2 separate regions of the Homo sapiens genome follow, and region 2 is linked to region 1. Evidence: read pairs that join two places in POLR2A ChIA-PET (ENCODE). Cell type or tissue: PC-9. All regions are shown on one strand. Links, peaks and the distances in the headings refer to the core of each region. The heading gives the core; the rest is flanking DNA. Region 1 has its middle 24 kb from the start of CPLANE1. Region 2 holds the start of WDR70 (WD repeat domain 70).

What was found. Peaks named below come from ENCODE experiments on the same cell type or tissue, not always from the same donor. Only the 100,000 strongest peaks of a DNase experiment are listed, where the experiment ranks them.
Region 2: POLR2A ChIA-PET joins it to region 1 with 11 read pairs; 7 of 35 experiments call an interaction of 5 or more read pairs at or near these places.

Annotation. Positions count from the first base shown.
Region 1 is chr5:37,268,526-37,277,560 of GRCh38, forward strand. No RefSeq gene overlaps it. Among named protein-coding and RNA genes, the nearest start is that of CPLANE1, 24 kb to the left of the region's middle. In PC-9, for the core only: no CTCF peak of the experiment used is centred there; a DNase peak (open chromatin) is centred at 4,236; H3K27ac peaks cover 1,926 bases.
Region 2 is chr5:37,374,704-37,383,738 of GRCh38, forward strand. WDR70 (WD repeat domain 70) reads left to right here and starts at 4,615. Exons shown (of 18, transcript NM_018034.4): 1 at 4,615-4,689; 2 at 4,786-4,851; 3 at 6,899-6,982. The coding sequence starts at 4,665. In PC-9, for the core only: a CTCF peak has its summit at 4,549; a DNase peak (open chromatin) is centred at 4,508; H3K4me3 peaks cover 1,965 bases.

The sequences.
Region 1 (9,035 bases), core at 546-8,545:
CCAGATGGGAGAGTTGAACAGGGATGTGGTGGAAATCACCACCCCTCCATCTTTCAAGTCCTTGATGGTGGCACTAATCTCCGCAATCCCTCCAGGGGAAAGATACTGTTTTTGATTTACTATTTCTGTAGGTAGAGGCAGCTCTAATGGCTTCCATTTGGCCTTCCCGCTTAATAGCCCTCACCCTACCAGTGAGGCAGCCAATGTGGGAGTTCTGCCAGCTCCTAAGTATATCTATGCCAATGATGCATTCTGGCACTGGGGAAATGACCACAGGATGAGTCCAGGGGCCCACTGGACCCACTGTAAGTCAGACCTGAGCTAAAACTCCATTAATTACCTGACCTCCATAAGCCCCTGCTTTAACTGGAGGACCACAATGATGTTTTGGGTCCCCTGGAATCAACGTCAGCTCAGAGCCAGTGTCCAGTATTCCCCCAAATGTCTGATCATTTCCCTTTCCCTGATGCACAGTTACCCTGGTAAAAGGCCAAAGGTCTCTTTGTGGAAGGATGGGAGAAAGATTCACTGCATAAATTGTTGGTAATGGGCTGGACACAGTGGCTCACATCTGTAATCCCAGCAATTTGGGAGGCAGAGGCGGGCGGATCACCTGATGTCAGGAGTTCAAGACCAGCCTGGCCAACATGGTGAAACCCCGCTTCTACTAAAAATACAAAAATTAACCAGGCCTAGTGGCACACGCCTGTAATCCCAGCTACTCAGGAGGCTGAGGCAGAAGAATCGCTTGAACCTGGGAGGCGGAGTTTGCAGTGAGCCGAGATCATGCCATTGCACTCCAGCCTGGGTGACAGAGCAAAACTCTATCGCAAAAAAAAAAAAAAAAACATTGTTGGTAAAGTAGTGGAGACCTTCCTCAAAGGGACCTGGCCTCCCCTTTATTCAAGGAGCTCTGGGTTGTGAATTGGCTCAAGTCTGGAAATTGATTGAGGAGCCGTGATTCTCTGTTTTTATAATTCAAATCAGTGTTTTGTCCATTCAACCTAGACATTTCCTGCTAGTGTAAATTTAGTAGGAATGGAGTAGGCTTCCTATCAATTTCACTTCTAGGAGCACCGTGATTAATTAGCCAATGCCAGAGCTCTACACAAGTCAAACTATTCTGATTGCTGTTTTGCCTCTGCTGTCCATTATGGTAGCTATGCCCACCTTGTCTTTGACAGTTGAGTGCCACCACTTGGCCCCTGTGACCTCAGAATTCAGTTATTTCCATTGTATTTATTTTTTATTTTTATTTTTATTTCTGAGACAGAGTCTTGGTTTATCGCCCAGGCTGGAGTGCAGTGGCTCAATCCTGGCTCACTACAACCTCCACCTCCCAGGTTCAAGCAATTCTCCTGTCTCAGCTTCCCAGTAGCTAGGATTACAGGCACCCGCCACCACGCCTGGCTAATTTTTGTGTTTTTAGTAGAGATGGGGTTTCACCATGTTAGCCAGGCTGGTCTTGAACTCTTGACCTCAGGTGATCCACCCACCTTGGCCTCCCAAAGTGCTGGGATTACAGGCATGAGCCAAACTGCCTGACCTATTTCCATTGTATTTAAATTTTGTAGTTGAGTGACTGTGGTTGCCACTCTTAGATCTGACATACAGAGAAGAGGAATGACAGGGCTCTTCAAAGATACAGGTGCTGCCCTCAGAAATCTATTTAGCAAGGCATTGGTCAAGGCTATATCTTCTGGATCCTCCCAGCTGGGATGAGTAGGTCTAAAGTCACTAATGCACTCCACCATCCCAATCTCCCTAAGCCATTTGATCCCTTCCTCTACATTAAACCAAGGGAAATCAGGCATTTTAGCACACTCACAGTGGACCATATTTTAATACATATTTCTGCTAACCAAGCAAGTAAACAATTAGAACCTTTTTTAACTCCCCAAGCTGCAACATTAAAAGCAGAGTCCTTACTTAGTGGGCCAAATCAATAAATTCAGCCTGATCCAATTCTATGTTTCTTCCACAATTATCCCATATCCTTAGTATCCATTCCACTGCCTGTTCTCCGGGTTTCTGTTTCTATAAATTAGAGAACTCAAACAGCTCCTTTCGAGTGTAGTGCACCTCCTCATGGGTCACACTCTCAACCTCACATCTAGGGGCCCACTAGGACTTTAGTCTCATTATAGGTCTTGAAGCAAACAGAGGTGTTGGGGGTAGCTCCTGAAGAGAATCAACATTATCTTGCCTGGCAGCTGCCTCAGGGGAGGCCATCGCTATTGCCTCAGGCAGTGCAGGGTTTATCTCCTTAGACAAAGGTGGAAAGGCTGATGGCAGCATGGGTCGAGGAGAGGATGCTGCTACTACTGGGGATGGGGAAGCTGTTCCTTCTGGCAAAAAACGTTCATCAGAGTTTACAAACTCAGTGTCCCCGACTTCATCAGGGTCCTCCCACAAATCCACATTCCAAGTTTCAGGGTCCCAGTCTTTTCCCATGAATGCCCTCACTTTAACAGTAGACACCTGGCAAAGCTGTACATGTATCTTTCATTGGGGGTCAGCCACTCACATGTTAAGAGCTTGTATCTGTTTTTCCACAATTTCAGTTTTCTCTACAGGAGATACGACTCTCACTCAGGGCAATCTTAGCAGATTTGAGGCTCAGTATCTGTTTCTGAAGCCAGGAGACAGAATCCCTGAGTTTATCATTTTCTTTCATCACTTTGTCCATTGAACTTAGAAGCAACCAACCAGCTTCATTATGTTCCTTGGTTCTCCACATATGGTCAAAGATATTATGTATAGAGTCACTAAACTCTTTGCCTCTCATGAGTGGTGAATCAGGTGTGCCAAATGCATTTATTTTGTATAACTCTCTAAACAGTTCACACCAAGGACTATCAGTGTTCTCCATACTATTAGAAGTAGAGTCCTTAGCATTTTTGGGTCTAATCATATTAAGCAGCCAAATCCAGAAACCCCAAAAATGAAAGAACTCCATCCTTAACATTCTGTTCCTCTAGAACCACTCCTGGTACCAAAATCTGTATTAGTCAGGGTTCTCTAGAGGGACAGAATAGAAGATACACACACACACACACACACACACACACACACACACACACACACACACGGGAGTTTATTAAGTATTAACTCACACGATTACAAGGAATCACAATAGGCTGTCTGCAAGCAGAGGAGCAAGGAGAGACAGTCCGAGCCCCCACAAATGAAGAACTTGGAGTCCAATGTTCGTGGGCAGGAAGCAACCAGCATGGAAGAAAGATGTAGGCTGGGAGGCTATCCTTTTCACGTTTTTCTGCCTGCTTTACATTCGTTGGCAGCTGATTATATTGGGCCCACCAGGTTAAGGGTGAATCTGCCTTCCTCAGTCCACTGACTCAAATGTTAGTATCTTTTGACAACACCCTCACAGCCACACCCAAGATCAATACTTTGTATCCTTCGATCCAATCAAGTTAACACTCAGTACTAACCATTATACCATTCATCCATTGATGGAAAAGCAGTTGATTTCAACCTGATTTGGGGTATCTAATTATTAGGGTACTTGATATAATAAATTTTTAAATGTATCAGGAAGCTAAAGAACGAGTCATGAATAAACAAAAAATATTCATTATACCATATGGATACCATAGCATATTTCATCCATTCTAAAATGTGGATGAAATATGGGGAAAAAGTAGGGGAACCTCTACTTCTCAACTTAACATCTGAAACTGGGATCAGTTGTATAACACTTGTTAGTAATTGCCTCTGCATGTGCATCATAACTTGCAGAATGGCCGTCGCCCACTTGGCAGAAATTTCTTGAGTCCATAACAGAATGCCCTTAAGAAATACCTCATCACCAACATTCTTGATGGTCAGATGTTGATATTTGTTAAGGTCTTTAAAGAGTCTGAGATTTTACCCTCCTCGCAAGCTAACAAGCTACCTGTTAAATTGTGTGGATCTAAGCATGGGGTGGATGCTGGCAGAAAACATGAGACTCCAGGGGTTAGAGAAAAAAGGCTGCATTTTTCAAGTCAAAAGCAATAGGCAGAATGTTCAGGTGATGTTCATGAGGTTTCCCAAGCCTCCCAATTCCCACAGGGACAACACAGGTGGCCTAGATGGACAAATTGGGTTGTGTTACAGGAGAAAAAAGTTGAGCTGGGAGATTTATCATTTTTACAGTGAGTGGCAAATAGGCTGGCTCACTGTTGGGACATTACCTCAGCAAACACCACCCTAAGAAATAGCTAAGGAAGGAGTGGTCAGGGCCTTGCATTCTTGGCATACCCTGCAAGGGCGTGGGGCACTCAAGGTCATGGTGTAGTCTTTCCCATCAATATTGTGTTAGAAAACAGACATCAGTATCTGAATTCAAAAATGGTTTAGAAGAATTAGTCTATCAATATAAAATTATTTTTAATATACCTTAACTAATTTATTTAGTTTCTGTTTTCTTTTTATGAATGTACAACAATAATATGATAAAAATCTATCTTAATAATCTAAAGAACTCTTTCAATAAATGTAAAATAAAAATTCTTTTTTTTTTTTTTTTTTTGAGATGGAGTCTCACTCTGTTGCCAGGCTGGAGTGCAGTGGCACGATTTTGGCTCACTGCAACCTCTGCCTCTCAGGTTCAAGCGATTCTCCCGACTCAGCCTCCTGAGTAGCTGGGACTATAGGCACTTGCCACCACGCCCAGCTAATTTTTTGTATTTTTTGTAGAGACGGGGTTTCACCAGGTTGGCCAGGATGGTCTCCATCTCTTGACTTCGTGATCCACCCGCCTCGGCCTCCCAAAGTGCTGGGATTACAGGCGTGAGCCACCGCGCCCGGCCAAAATAAAAATTCTAAATGACGAGAATGAGAATTCATTGTCAGTTTAAGTTTAATTGGCAACATTTTTTCTTTCTTTTCTTTTCTTTTCTTTTCTTTTTTTTTTTTTTTGAGATGGAGTCTCACTCTGTCACCCAGGGTGGAGTGCAGTGGCACAATCTTGACTCACTGCAACCTCTGCCTCCCACGTTCAAGCGATTCTCCTGTCTCAGCCTCCGGAGTAGCTGGGACTACAGGCGCCCACTACCACGCCCGGCTAATTTTTGTATTTTTAGTAAAGGCGGGGTTTCACCATGTTGGTCCGACTGGTCTCAAACTCCTGAACTCATGATCCGTCTGCCTCAGCCTCCCAAGGTTCTGGGATTACAGGCGTGAGCCACCGTGCCCGGCCTACATTTTTTCTTTCTTGGTAATTCATAAACTGATGGTGTCTTAAACTGATGATGTCTTGCAATTGATGACATTTGAGACTAGATTAAATATTTAATGTTTCTCATTATTATGTATGCGATTTATCTCACTGTAATTTCTAATTTTTATTGTTGGAATGTGGCAATACAGTTTAGTCAATTTACCTTGCAGTTTTGCTAGTTCTCTTATTCTATTATTTTATCAAATTGTTTTTGGTAGTTCACTTGGTTTTTCAAAATATGCAATCATGTTGCCTTCATATGGAAATATTGTTTACATTTTTACTTGACCAGCCTGGGTAACGTGGTGAAACCCCATCTTAAATACAAAAAAAAAAAAAAAAAAATTAACCAGACATGGTGGCATGTGCCTGTAGTGCCAGCTACTCAGGAAGCTGAGGTGAGAGGATCACTTGAGCCTGGGAGGTTGAGGCTACAATAAGCCCTGATTGCACCACTGCACTCCAGCCTGGGTGACAGAGTGAGACACTGTCTCAAAACAAACAAACAAACAAACAAACAAACAAACAAATACCAGCATCTGCATTATTGTGTTCACTGGAAATGGTGTGGTTGTATAGACTCTAGCCCTTTCTCTTCAGTATATGAATTAACAGAACAAATACACTGGCAAAAATAGTAACTGTGATAAAATGTGAAAACAATGTATAATTTGATTTGCAAAATTCTATAACTTGTAAAAGATGGTGTTGCCATAGTCTGGATATTAAATCTTGTTTTTAAACACATGGAATTTAGGAATTAATGTGAATTTAAATCACTCCCTATAAGTGATATAATCATATAATTATGTCCTTTTGTCTCCATTTAGGTGACCTAGTACATTAATAATTTTAAAATTATATCAAATTATCTTTCATTATACAATATGTATCTTAATCTGCTCAGCAAACAATTGGTAAGTCTCCAATTACTTGTAGACTACTTGTTAGACTGGGAAACTGATACAAAGGTAAACAAGACACAGTGTTTCCCCTTTAAAAAAAAAGTCATAGGCCAGGTGTGGTGGGTCCCCTCTGTAATCCCAACACTTTGGGAGGCCGAGGCAGGTGGATCAGGAGGTCAGTGGCCGGTTCCTGCCTTAACTGATGACATTACCTTGTGACATTCCTTCTCCTGGACAATGAATATCAGAAGCTCCCCACCGAGCACCTTGTAACCCCCGCCCCTGCCAGCAAGAGAACAACCCCCTTTAACTGTAATTTTCCACTACCTACCCAAATCCTATAAAACTGCCTCACCCTTGTCTATCTCCCTTTGCTGACTCCTTTTTTGGACTCAGTCCGCCTGCACCCAGGCGATTAAAAAGCTTTATTGCTCACACAAAGCCTGTTTGATGGTCTCTCTCCACATGGACGTGTGTGACAGGAGTTCAAAACCAGCCTAGCCAACATGTTGAAATCCCATTGCTACTAAAAATACAAAAATTAGCCAGGCATGGTGGTGGGCACCTGTAATCCCAGCTACTCAGGAGGCTGAGACAGGAGAATTGCTTGAACCTGGGAGGCAGAGGTTGCAGTGAGCCAAGATCATGCCACTGCACTCCAGGCTGGGCAACAAAGAGTGAAACTCAGTCTCAAAAAAAAAAAAAAAGTTGTATGTTTAAATGCTTGAGCATTTAAATATTAGACATTAAGTGATTCATAATAATTCAGTCAAATAGTGTTTAGTTTTTTATTTCTACATTTTAATAGTAAAATGTATATGTACAGAAGTATATATAAAATATGTATGTAAAGTTAATAAAATATGGAGTAAACATCATGAAAATACCACCGAGGTCAAGAAAGAGAAGATTGCTAGCTTTCTCTTTCTCAGAGAAGATTGCTAGCTTGTCGTGCTCCTTGGAGGTAAGCATTTAGACTTTTTTTTTTTTTTTTGACACAATCTCACTCTGTCACCAAGGCTGGAATGCAGTGGTGTCATCATAGCTCATTGCAGCCTTGACCTCCCTGGCTCAAGTGATCCTCCCACCTCAGCCTCCCAAGTTGCTGGGATACCACCAGGTGGCTAATTTTTTTTTTTTTTAAATAAAGGTAGGGCCCAGGCTATGTTGCCCAGGCTAGTCTCAAACTGCTAGGCTCAAGTGAGCCTCCTGCTGTGGCCTCCCAAATTGCTGGGATTACAGACATGAGCCACTGTACCTGGCCCATTAGACCAAATTTTATGATATCTTTTGTTTCTCTATGGTTTTTGCCAATTATGTATACATATCTAAACAATATGGGGCAGGGTTATTATTATTATTTTTGCTCTGTTTGAAATGTGAGTAAATGGAGTCGTAGTGCAGATACTCTTTTTGTTACTTAATTATTTCACTTAACATATTGTTGCTTATCATGCCATGGTTGTCCATTGCATGAATACACCACAGTTTATTATTTATTCATCTAATTATGGAAATTTTTATTGTTTCCAGTTTGGGGCTAGTATGAGTGAAGCTGCTCTGAACGTTATTGTGCAAGTTTTTCTGTGGACGTAGGTTTTTATTTCTCTTGAGTAACTATCGAGGAGCAAATCACTAGGGATTTCTGAGTTACATGAATACATGGTTAACTTTAAAAGAAACTGCCAAACCGTTTTTTTTCCTTTTTTTTTTTTTTTGAGATGGAGTTCCACTCTTGTTGCCCAAGCTGGAGTGCAATGGCGTGATCTCAGCTCACTGCAATTTCCACCTTCCTGGTTCAAGCGATTCTCCTGCCTCAGCCTCCCAAGTAGCTGGGATTACAGGCACACACCACCACTCCTGGCTAATTTTTTTTATATTATTAGTAAAGACAGGGTTTCATCATGTTGACCAGGCTGGTCTTGAACTCCTGACCACAGGTGATCCGCCCACTTCGACCTCCTGAAGTGCTGGGATTACAGGCGTGAGCCACTGTGTCAGACCTAAACCGTTTTCCAAATTGGCTGTACTATTATTTTGTATTCAAACTAACAACATATGAGTTCCAGTTACTCCACATCCTTGCCAATGCTAGAAATGGCCAATCTTTTTAATTTGAGTAACTTGTGGATGTGTAGTCACACATCTTATTATACTTTCAATTTGCCTTTCTCTACTGAGTAACAATGTTGACCATTTTCTCAGTGCTTATTGCCATCCATGTATCTTCTTGGACAAAGTAGCCAAATCTTTTGCCCATTTTTTTTTGGAAGGGTAGGGGCTGTCTCCTTATTGAATTGTGAGATTATTATAAATATATTATGTATTATTATTATTTTTGAGACTGAGTCTAGCTCTTTTGCCCAGGCTGGAGTGCAGTGGAGTGATCTCCACTCACTGCAGCGATTCTCCTGCCTCAGCCTCCTGAGTAGCTGGGACTACAGGCGCCCACCACCGCGCCCAGCCAATTTTTGTATTCTTAGTAGAGACAGGGTTTCACCATGTTGGCCGGGCTGTGCTTGGACTCCTGACCTCAAGTGATCTGCCCACCTCAGCCTTCCAAAGTGCTGAAATTATAGATGTGAACCACAGTGCCCGGCCAGTATTATATATATTTTAGATACAACTACTTTATATCTATAGTTTGTAAATATTTTATTCCAGTTTGTAGTTTGCCTTTTCAGTTTCTTTCGAAGAGCGGATGTTTTTCATTTTGACAAAATCCAATTTAGCAACTTTTTCCTGATTAAAGTTTTTGTGTTCTGAGAAATCTGCCTGGCTGGGTGCAGTGGCTCATGCCTGTAATCCCAGCACTTTGGGAGGCCGAGGTGGGTGGATCATCTGAGGTCAGGGGTTCGAGACCAGCCTGGTCAACATGGTGAAACCCTGTCTCTACTAATAAT
Region 2 (9,035 bases), core at 532-8,531, 110 kb after region 1:
AGTGCAGTGGCATGATCTCTGTTCACTGCAACCTCTGCCTCTCAGGTTCAAGCAATTCTGCCTCAGCCTTCCGAGTAGCTGGGATTACAGGCACATACCACCATGCCCAGCTCATTTTTTTGTATTTTTAGTAGAGACGGGGGTTTTACTATGTTGGTCAGGCTGGTCTTGAACTCCTGACCTCAGGTGATCCACCCGCCTTGGCCTCCCAAAGCGCTGGGATTACAGACGTGAGCCACCGCACCCAGCTACGCCTGGCTAATTTTCTGTATTTTTAGTAGAGACGGGGTTTCACCATGTTGGCCAGGCTGGTCTCGAACTCCTGGCCTTGGGTGATCCTCCCACCTCGGCTTCCAAAGTGCTGGGATTACCCGTGTAAGCCACCATGCCTGACCTGTTTTTCTTAAAGTGATAAACTCATTTCATTTATTTTTGAAAAAATGTTTGCCAAATACTTAAATATGAACAACTGTACTTTGTGAGTCATTCTTTCAGGTAAAAATAATGTTCCATGAAAAAAGCTAACCACTCAATTACAAGTGGTTTTCTTTTCGATGACCATTCTACTTAGATATGCATTAGCTGGGCATGGTGGCGTATGCCTGTGGTCCCATCTACTCAGGAAGCTGAGGCAGGGGAAGATCGCTTGAGTCCAGGAGTTTGAGGCTAAAGTGCTTCATGACTGAACTTGTAAATAGCCACTGCACTCCAGTCTGGGTAACACAGTGAGACCCCATCTGTAAGAAATTTTTTTAAAAACATACTTTATGATTACTTCTCATTTTGTCATACTGAAGGTTAAAAAGACGTATAATTAAGGGTCAGGGTTTAACGAAATGAATACTGTTTATGGCTTTATTAAGGATATTCCTAAGGGAAACTGATTTTGCTTACAACGCCTATGTAACTGAAAAATACAGTGACTACTACAACATTTTGAATCCTACTGCCTTGATTTATTTTAAGGGACTGTTTTAATTTAGGAATTTTAAGATAGAGCATGCTTCTTCAATGATTAGTAGAAACACAGATATAAACAAAGATTTTATTACTTACATGCCTGGCGGGGCATCTGGCGCACCTGGAGGTCAAGGAATGCAGTCAGGGAAAGACAAAGAGGGACTCATGAGCCAATGCATTTATTGGGTTCATGGTGTTTTCCAAATAGATTTCCCAAGAGGAATTCCCACACTTTAATTGGTGGGTTTAAAGCAAGCATGCACAAATTTGAGGACAAGCTTGTCAGCCCAGAATGGCTTTGAATGTGGCCCAACACAAATTCGTTAACTTTCTTAAAACATTGTGAGATTTGTGATTTTTTTAAAGTTCTCAGCTGTTGTTAGTGTATTTAATGTGTTGCCCAAGACAATTCTTCTTCTTCCATTGTGGCCTAGGGAAGCCAAAAGATTGGACACCCCGTTCTTGGAAGTCATGCTGTGACCGAGGTAGTCACTGTGGCATATCTGCACAGTCCATGTAGGACGTCAGTGTCAGCAGGGCCGGTGAAGTAGGCTGTATGTATTTATCCTATGGGGAGGCGGGCACCAGGAGGAAGTTTTACACAATAGATACCTGGATTGATCACATTGAGGAACTGGGAGGAGGTGTAGAACTAGAAACGGTGTCAAGGGTGACTGAACCCTGTTTCTGATATGAGAAAGTCCAACTTATATTCAAAATAAATGCTAAGACAACATAAAATTGTAAGAATTTGGCCGGGCGTGGTGGGCCACGCCTGTAATCCCAGCACTTTGGGAGGCCGAGGCCGGCAGATTGCCTGAGGTCAGGAGTTAGACACCAGCCTGACCAACATGGGGAAACCCCATCTCTACTAAAAATACAAAAAAAATTGGCCGGTCTGGTTGCGCATGCCTGTAATCCCAGCTACTCAGGAGGCTGAGGCAGGAGAATCGCTTGAACCTGGAAGGCAGAGGTTGCAGTGAGCCAAGATTGCGCCATTGCAATCCAGCCTGGGCAACAACAGCGAGACTCTGTATCAAAACCAAAAAAACAAAAAAACGAATACACTACAGGCACCGTAGATTTACCCACTGTTAACCCATTTCCCATTTTCCCTGAGAATACTCTCTGATGGTGCTTGCAGCTGCAGCCTTTACCCCAAGATAACTCACAGATTACAGTCCCGACTTAACCCCCAAAGTTTGTGTCTACTATTTTATTATTTTTGCATCACTCTATTATATTGACTTTGGAAACAAAAGACATTATTCTATTTATAGCATTCTGTTTTTAGTAGTGGAATTTCCATTTACAAAATATAGTAATTCTCGACTGCTGAAAATGTCAAATCCTAGAAAACATAGCATTCCTATGTGTGATGTTAATTCCATGGTGAACTTATGGCACTGAAATGGTGTGACAACAAGGCAGTCACAATGTTGTCAATATTCCACAATGATACTGTGATTGAAGTAGACAACAGATGGAAAGAAAACTAAGAAGCCATGTGTCATTGTGGATTATAACGATAATATGGGAGCAGTGGACTTGGCTGATCAGATGCTCACTTCTTATCCAGCTTAGCGCCAAAGGTACAAGGTTTGGTATAAGATATTCTTTCATAGGCTGTGTGCAGTGGCCCACGCCTGTAATCCTAGCACTTAGGGAGGCTGAGGCGGGTGGATCGCTTGAGCTCAGGAGTTCAAGACCAGCATGGGCAACATGATGAAACCCTATCTCTACAAAAAATACAAAAATTAGGCCGGGCACAGTGGCTCACGTCTGTAATCCCAGCACTTTGGGAGGCTGAGGCGGGCATATCACTTGAGGTCAGGAGTTTGAGACCAGCCTGGCCAACATGGTGAAACTCTGTCTCTACTAAGAATGCAAAAATTAGCCAGGGGTGGTGGCAGGGCCTGTAATCCCAGCTACTCGCAAGGCTGTGGCAGAATTGCTTGAACCCAGGAGGCGGAGGTTGCAGTGAGCTGAGATCGCGCCACTGCACTCCAGTCTGGGCAATGGAGCGAGACTCTGTCTCAAAAAAAAAAAAAAAAGTCGGGTGTGGTGGCGGTCACATGTAATCCCAGCTACTTAGGAGGCTGAGGCACAAGAATCGCTTGAACCCAGGAGGTGGAGGTTCATTGAGCCGAGATTGTGCCACTGCATTCCAGCCTGGGTGACAGAGTGAGATTCTGTCTCAAAAAGAAAGAGATTCTTCTCCACCTTCTAAACGTTAAAGTGTTGAACTCCCACATTCTGTTTAAGAAGGACAATCCTGAGCACACGATTAGCCTTGTAAACTTTAGACTGACAGGCCAGGTGCAGTGGCTCACGCCTTTAATCGCAGAACTTTGGGAGGCTGAGGTGGGCAGATCACAAGGTCAGGAGATTGAGACCATCCTGGCTAACACGGTGTAAACCCTGCCTCTACTAAAAATAGAAAAAATTAGCTGGGCGTGGTGGCGGGTGCCTGTAGTCTCAAATACTAAATAGCCGGGCATGGTGGCGCACACCTGTAGTCCCAGCTGCTCGGGAGGCTGAGGCAAGAGAATCGCTTGAACCTGGGAGGCAGAGGTTGCAGTCAGCTGAGATCACGCCACTGCACTCCAGCCAAGGCAACAGAGGGAGACTCAGTCAACAACAACAACAACAACAACAAAAAGGCAGAGCGCGGTGGCACGGGGCCTGTAATCCCAGCACTTTGGGAGGCCAAGGTGGGCAGATCACCTGAGGTCAGGAGTTCAAGACCAGCCTGGCCAACATAGCAAAACCCCGTCTCTACTAAATACACAAAAATTAGCCGGGTGTGGTGGCAGGCGCCTGTAATCCCAGCTACTCAGGACACTGAGGCAAGAGAAGAGCTTGAACCTGGGTGGCAGAGGTTGCAGTGAGCCGAGATCACGCCATTGCACTCCAGCCTGGGCAACAGAGTGAGACTCTGCCTCAAAAAAAAAAAAAAAAAAAAAAAAAGCAAAGGGTGTCGCCTGTAATCCCAGCACTTTGGGAGGCCGAGGCAGGCGGATCACTTGAGGCCAGGAGTTCGAAACCAGCCTGGCCAACATGGCAAAACGTCGTGTCTACTAAAAATACAAAAAATTAGCTGCGCGTGGTGGTGGACGCCTGTAATCCCAGCTACTTGGGAGGCTGAGACAGGAGAATCGCTTGAACCCGGGAGGCGGAGGTTGCAGTGAGCCGAGATCACGCCATTGCACTCCAGCCTGGGCGACAGAGGCTCCGTCTCAAAACAAAAACAAAAACAAAAAAAAAACAAACCAAAACAAAAAACCAAAAATTAGCCGGCACCTGTAATCCCAGCTACTCGGGAGGCTGAGGCAGGAGAATCGCTTGATCCCGGGAGGCAGAGGTTGCAGTCAGCTGAGATTACGCCACTGTACTGCAGCCTGGGCGACAGAGGCTCTGGCTTAAAAAAAAAAAAAAAAAAAGGGAAAGGATGTTATAGAAACTCCAGATACTACTTCTCCCCTCCAGTGGTCTGAGTTGCGCGGCGCTTTCCCGCCTGTCCGGTAGGGCGGTGCCGCGCAGAAAGCCGCGGTCCCTCTGCGGAAGGCGCCGCTCTTGGCTTCGGCGGCGCCGCTGTAGCTTGAAGGCGGTACTTCCTCCAGCATTTGCCGCAAGTTATTGGCAAGTTCCCCTGCAGTTGTTTGGGCTGTCCCTGTGGCTGGTTCTGGGGTGTGCGGCCAGCCATGGAGCGCTCTGGGCCCAGCGAAGGTGGGTTTCATGAGGCGAGTCCGGGCGGGGTGGGCCGTGTCGGGGGAGCTGGGGCGCCGCACTAACTAGGCCGCCTCTCTTTTCCTCTTGCTCCAGTGACAGGCTCAGACGCGTCGGGACCGGACCCGCAGCTTGCGGTCACCATGGGCTTCACGGGGTTCGGTGAGTGACTGCCCCAGGCAGAGACCCTCTTCCTTGTGCAGAGGTTTGAAGATCCGCAGAGTGGGAGTGGAGATCGAGCTGTCAACTCGGAATTATTGTAGCTCGGGTGCATACCTTGCAGTTTGTCAATATTCTTCTCCCATTTGTCTTCTATTCTGCGTTATCCGTTGGAACCAACTCAGATGACAGTTATGAGAGTCTGGAGAGAGAGGAAGAGAAAGGATTTTTCTAATTTTAAGTCACCAATAATGCTAAAATGAACATTTTTGTAAATAACAGCATTTGTACGAGGATTTTTAAAAATACGTAATTCGGTAGGGTAGATTTCTAAAAGAGAGTGTAGTTTATTCAGAAATATAAATACTTAAAAAGCTGAAAAATTGGGTATGTGCCTTTTAAAGCTTCTTGATGCTTATTGCCGTAATACCCATCAAAAAACTTGTTCCAGGTTATACCAAAGTTAACAGAATTAAGAATGCCATTTTTACCATATCCCTACCAACACAGAGTAGGTATTATTATTTAAAAAGAAAATTATTTAAAAAATGAAAACAAAACTTAGTAGACTGATACATGAAAAATGATTTCTCTTTATTTTCCATTTTAAAATTATAAATGCTGTTCATCCAAACATTGGGATTCTAACTTCCCTGAACCTTTTCTCAAGGTCTTCTTGTTTTCTTTTGACCAGCGTGTATTAATTCTATGATAGTAATTAAACAGTAGACTTACACATATTGGCCTTGGGTTGTGTTCACACATACTAGTTCTGTAGTTTCTCTATTCATTCTTTTTTTTTTTGGAGACGGAGTCTCGCTCAGTCGCCCAGGCTGGAGTGCGGTGGCAAGATCTCGGCTCACTGCAATCTCTGCCTCCCGGATTCACGCCATTCTCCGGTCTCAGCCTCCCGAGTAGCTGGGACTACAGGCGCCCGCCACCTCGCCCGGCTGATTTTTTTTTTGTATTTTTAGTAGAGACAGGGTTTCACCGTGTTAGCCAGGATGATCTCGATCTCCTGACCTCGTGATCCGCCCGTCTCGGCCTCCGAAAGTGCTGGGATTACAGGCGTGAGCCACTGTGCCCAGCCTTTTCTATTCTTTTTTTATTTTTTGAGATGGAGTCTCGCTCTGTCACCCAGGCTGGAGTGTACTAGTGCGATCTTCGCTCATTGCAGCCTCCTCCTCCCAGGCTTAAGCCATCCTCCCACCTTAGTCTCCTGAGTAGCTGGGACCACAGATGTGTGCCACCACACCTGGCTAATTTTTTATACTTTTGGTAGAGACGAGGTTTCACCATGTTGCCCAGGCTGATCAATCTCCTGAGCTCAAGCAGTCCGCCCACCTGAGCCTCTCAAAGTGATTACAGGCATGAGCCACCCCACCCGGTATAAATCCTTCATTTTAGTACATCATTCCTTTACTCAGGAGTGAGAAAGTTGTCCATATGTTTGTGCCAAATAGGGGAAAATTTTAAGAGTTTTGATAAAGTTACTGGGGGAGGAGGAGAATGTTTCCATGCTCATCCAGTTCCTTGTTAGAGGGCTGAGATTTCTGTTTCCCTCTTAGCTCCTTAAAGTACCTGCATTACTTCTCATGTTGCCCCTTTCGTCTTCAAGCCAACTATAATGCCTCAAATTCTTCTCAGACATTGGATCTCTCTGACTTCTTCTGCCATAGCTGTTCTGCATCTTTGCCTTTAAGGGCCAAATAGGATAGTTTCCCTATTTAAAAGTCCATAACCTTAATTATATTGCAAAGGGTAACTTTTGGGGCATTCTCCATTTTGCCTCCCCACATCAGTGTTGTTGTTTCATAGGGTAGGGATCTAGAGGAGGATGGGAAAGTTGCCTGGTTAATAGTACTTAGTGAAGGGATTGTCAGCAGAAGTTTTCTGTGACTCAAACTCCTTCTTCTGTGATATATTATGGTTATATTGGAGCCATGCTATAAACTAGACAAAGTAAGTGTTTATTGATCAGTATTGATCACCTAAAGTTTGGCCAACTTACTGCAAGACAATCACAGTCTCCCATTTGTTCATGTTTTAGGTAAAAAAGCTCGCACATTTGACTTGGAAGCAATGTTTGAACAAACTCGAAGGACAGCTGTGGAAAGAAGTCGCAAAACACTGGGTAAGAAGCTCAGATATTTGTTCTTTTATTGGTTTAAGTACTATGTATACCTCATGCAAGTATATTAAAAAAGAGAAAAGAATGTTGGCTGGGCGCGGTGGCTCATGCCTGTAATCCCAGCACTTAGGGAGGCCAAGGCGGGCAGATCACCTGAGGTCAGAAGTTTGAGACCAGCCTGGCCAACATGGTGAAACCCCATCTCAACTAAAAATACAATAATTAGCTGGGCATGGTGCAGGGGCCTGTAATCCCAGCTAGTCGTGAGGCTGAGGCAGTGGCTTCAGTTGAAGTCGGGAGGCAGAGGTTGCAGTGAGCTGATATACCCCCATTGCACTCCAGCTTGGGGGACAAGAGTGAAATTCCATCTCAGAGAACAAAGAGAGAAAAGAATGTTGTTATGCTACTTATCACTGTTGTTTTTTTTTTTTTTTGAGATGGAGTCTCGCCCTGTTGCCCAGGCTGGAGTGCAATGGCATGATCTCGGCTCACTGCAGCCTCCACCTCCCCGGTTCAAGCGATTCTCCTGCCTCTGCCTCCCGAGTAGCTGGGACTATAGGCACATGCCACCACGCCCAGCTAATTTTTTGTATTTTTAGTAGAGATGGGGTTTCACTGTGTTGGCCAGGCTAGTTTCGAACTCCTGACCTTGTGATCTGCCTACCTTGGCCTCCCAAAGTGCTGGGATTACAGACGTGAACCACTGTGCCCCGCTTTTTGTTTTTTTGTTTTGTTTTGTTTTGTTTTTGAGATGGAGTCTCGCTTTATTGCTGGGCTGGAGTGCAGGGGTGCGATCTTAGCTCACTGCAACTTCTACCTCCCCGGTTCAAGCAATTTTCCTGCCTCAGCCCCCCAGGTAGCTGGGACTACAGGTGTACGCCACCACGCCCAGCTAATTTTTGTATTTTTAGTAGAGATGGGGTTTCACCATGTTAGCCAGGATGGTCTTGATCTCTTGATCTTGTGATCTGCCTGCCTCCTAAAGTGCTGGGATTACAGGTGTGAGCCACCGCACCCGGCCCAATTTATCATTTTAAGACCAACAATGGGCCAGGTGTAATGGCTCATGCCTGTAATCCCAGCACTTTGGGAGGCTGAGGCAGGTGAATCACGTAAGGTCAGGAGTTCGTGACCAGCCTGGCCAACATGGTGAAACCCCGTCTTGACTGAAAATAGAAAAACTATCTGGGTGTGGTGTTGGGCCCCTGTAATCCCAGCTAGTAGGGAGGGTGAGGCAGGAGAATCGCTTGAACCTGGGAGGCAGAGGTTGTGGTGAGCTGAGATCGCACCATTGCACTCCAGCCTGGGCGACAAAAGCAAAACTCCATCTCAAAATAAAAAAAATAAAATAAAATAAAATGGGCGACAAGAGCAAAACTCCATCTTAAAATAAAATAAGATAAAATAAAATATAAAATATAAAACAAAATAACTAAAATAAAAAATAAAACGTTGTACAGCAGCAATATCCAGTATTTGGCAGTGTGCCTGACAAAAAATATTTTCAGTCTTTGGAAGAAAACTTTTTGTGGTGAAAAGAAAGCCATCTACATGTACTATTTTTTGAAAAAAACCTTTCATTATTTGTTTTATTTGAGACGGAGGCCTGCTCTGTCGCCCAGGCTGGAGTGCAATGGCGTGATCTCAGCTCACTGTGACCTCCGCCTCTTGGGTTCAAGTGATTCTCTTGCCTCAGCCTCCTGAGTAGCTGGGATTACAGGTGACCACCACCACGCCTGGCTAATTTTTTTGTATTTTTAGTGGAGACGGGGTTTCGCCATGTTGGCCAGGCTGGTCTCGGACTTGTGACCTCAGGTGATCCGCCCGCCTCGGCCTCCCAAAGTGCTGGGATTACAGGTGTGAACCACTGTGCCAGGCCAAAACCCATCATTATTATTATTATTGTTATTTTTTTGAGATGGCGTCTCGCTCTGTCGCCCTGGCTGGAGTGCAGTGGTGCGATCTTGGCTCACTGCAAGCTCCGCCTCCCGGGTTCATGCCATTCTCCCGCCTCAGGCTCTGGAGTAGCTGGGACTACAGGTGCCTGCCAACACGC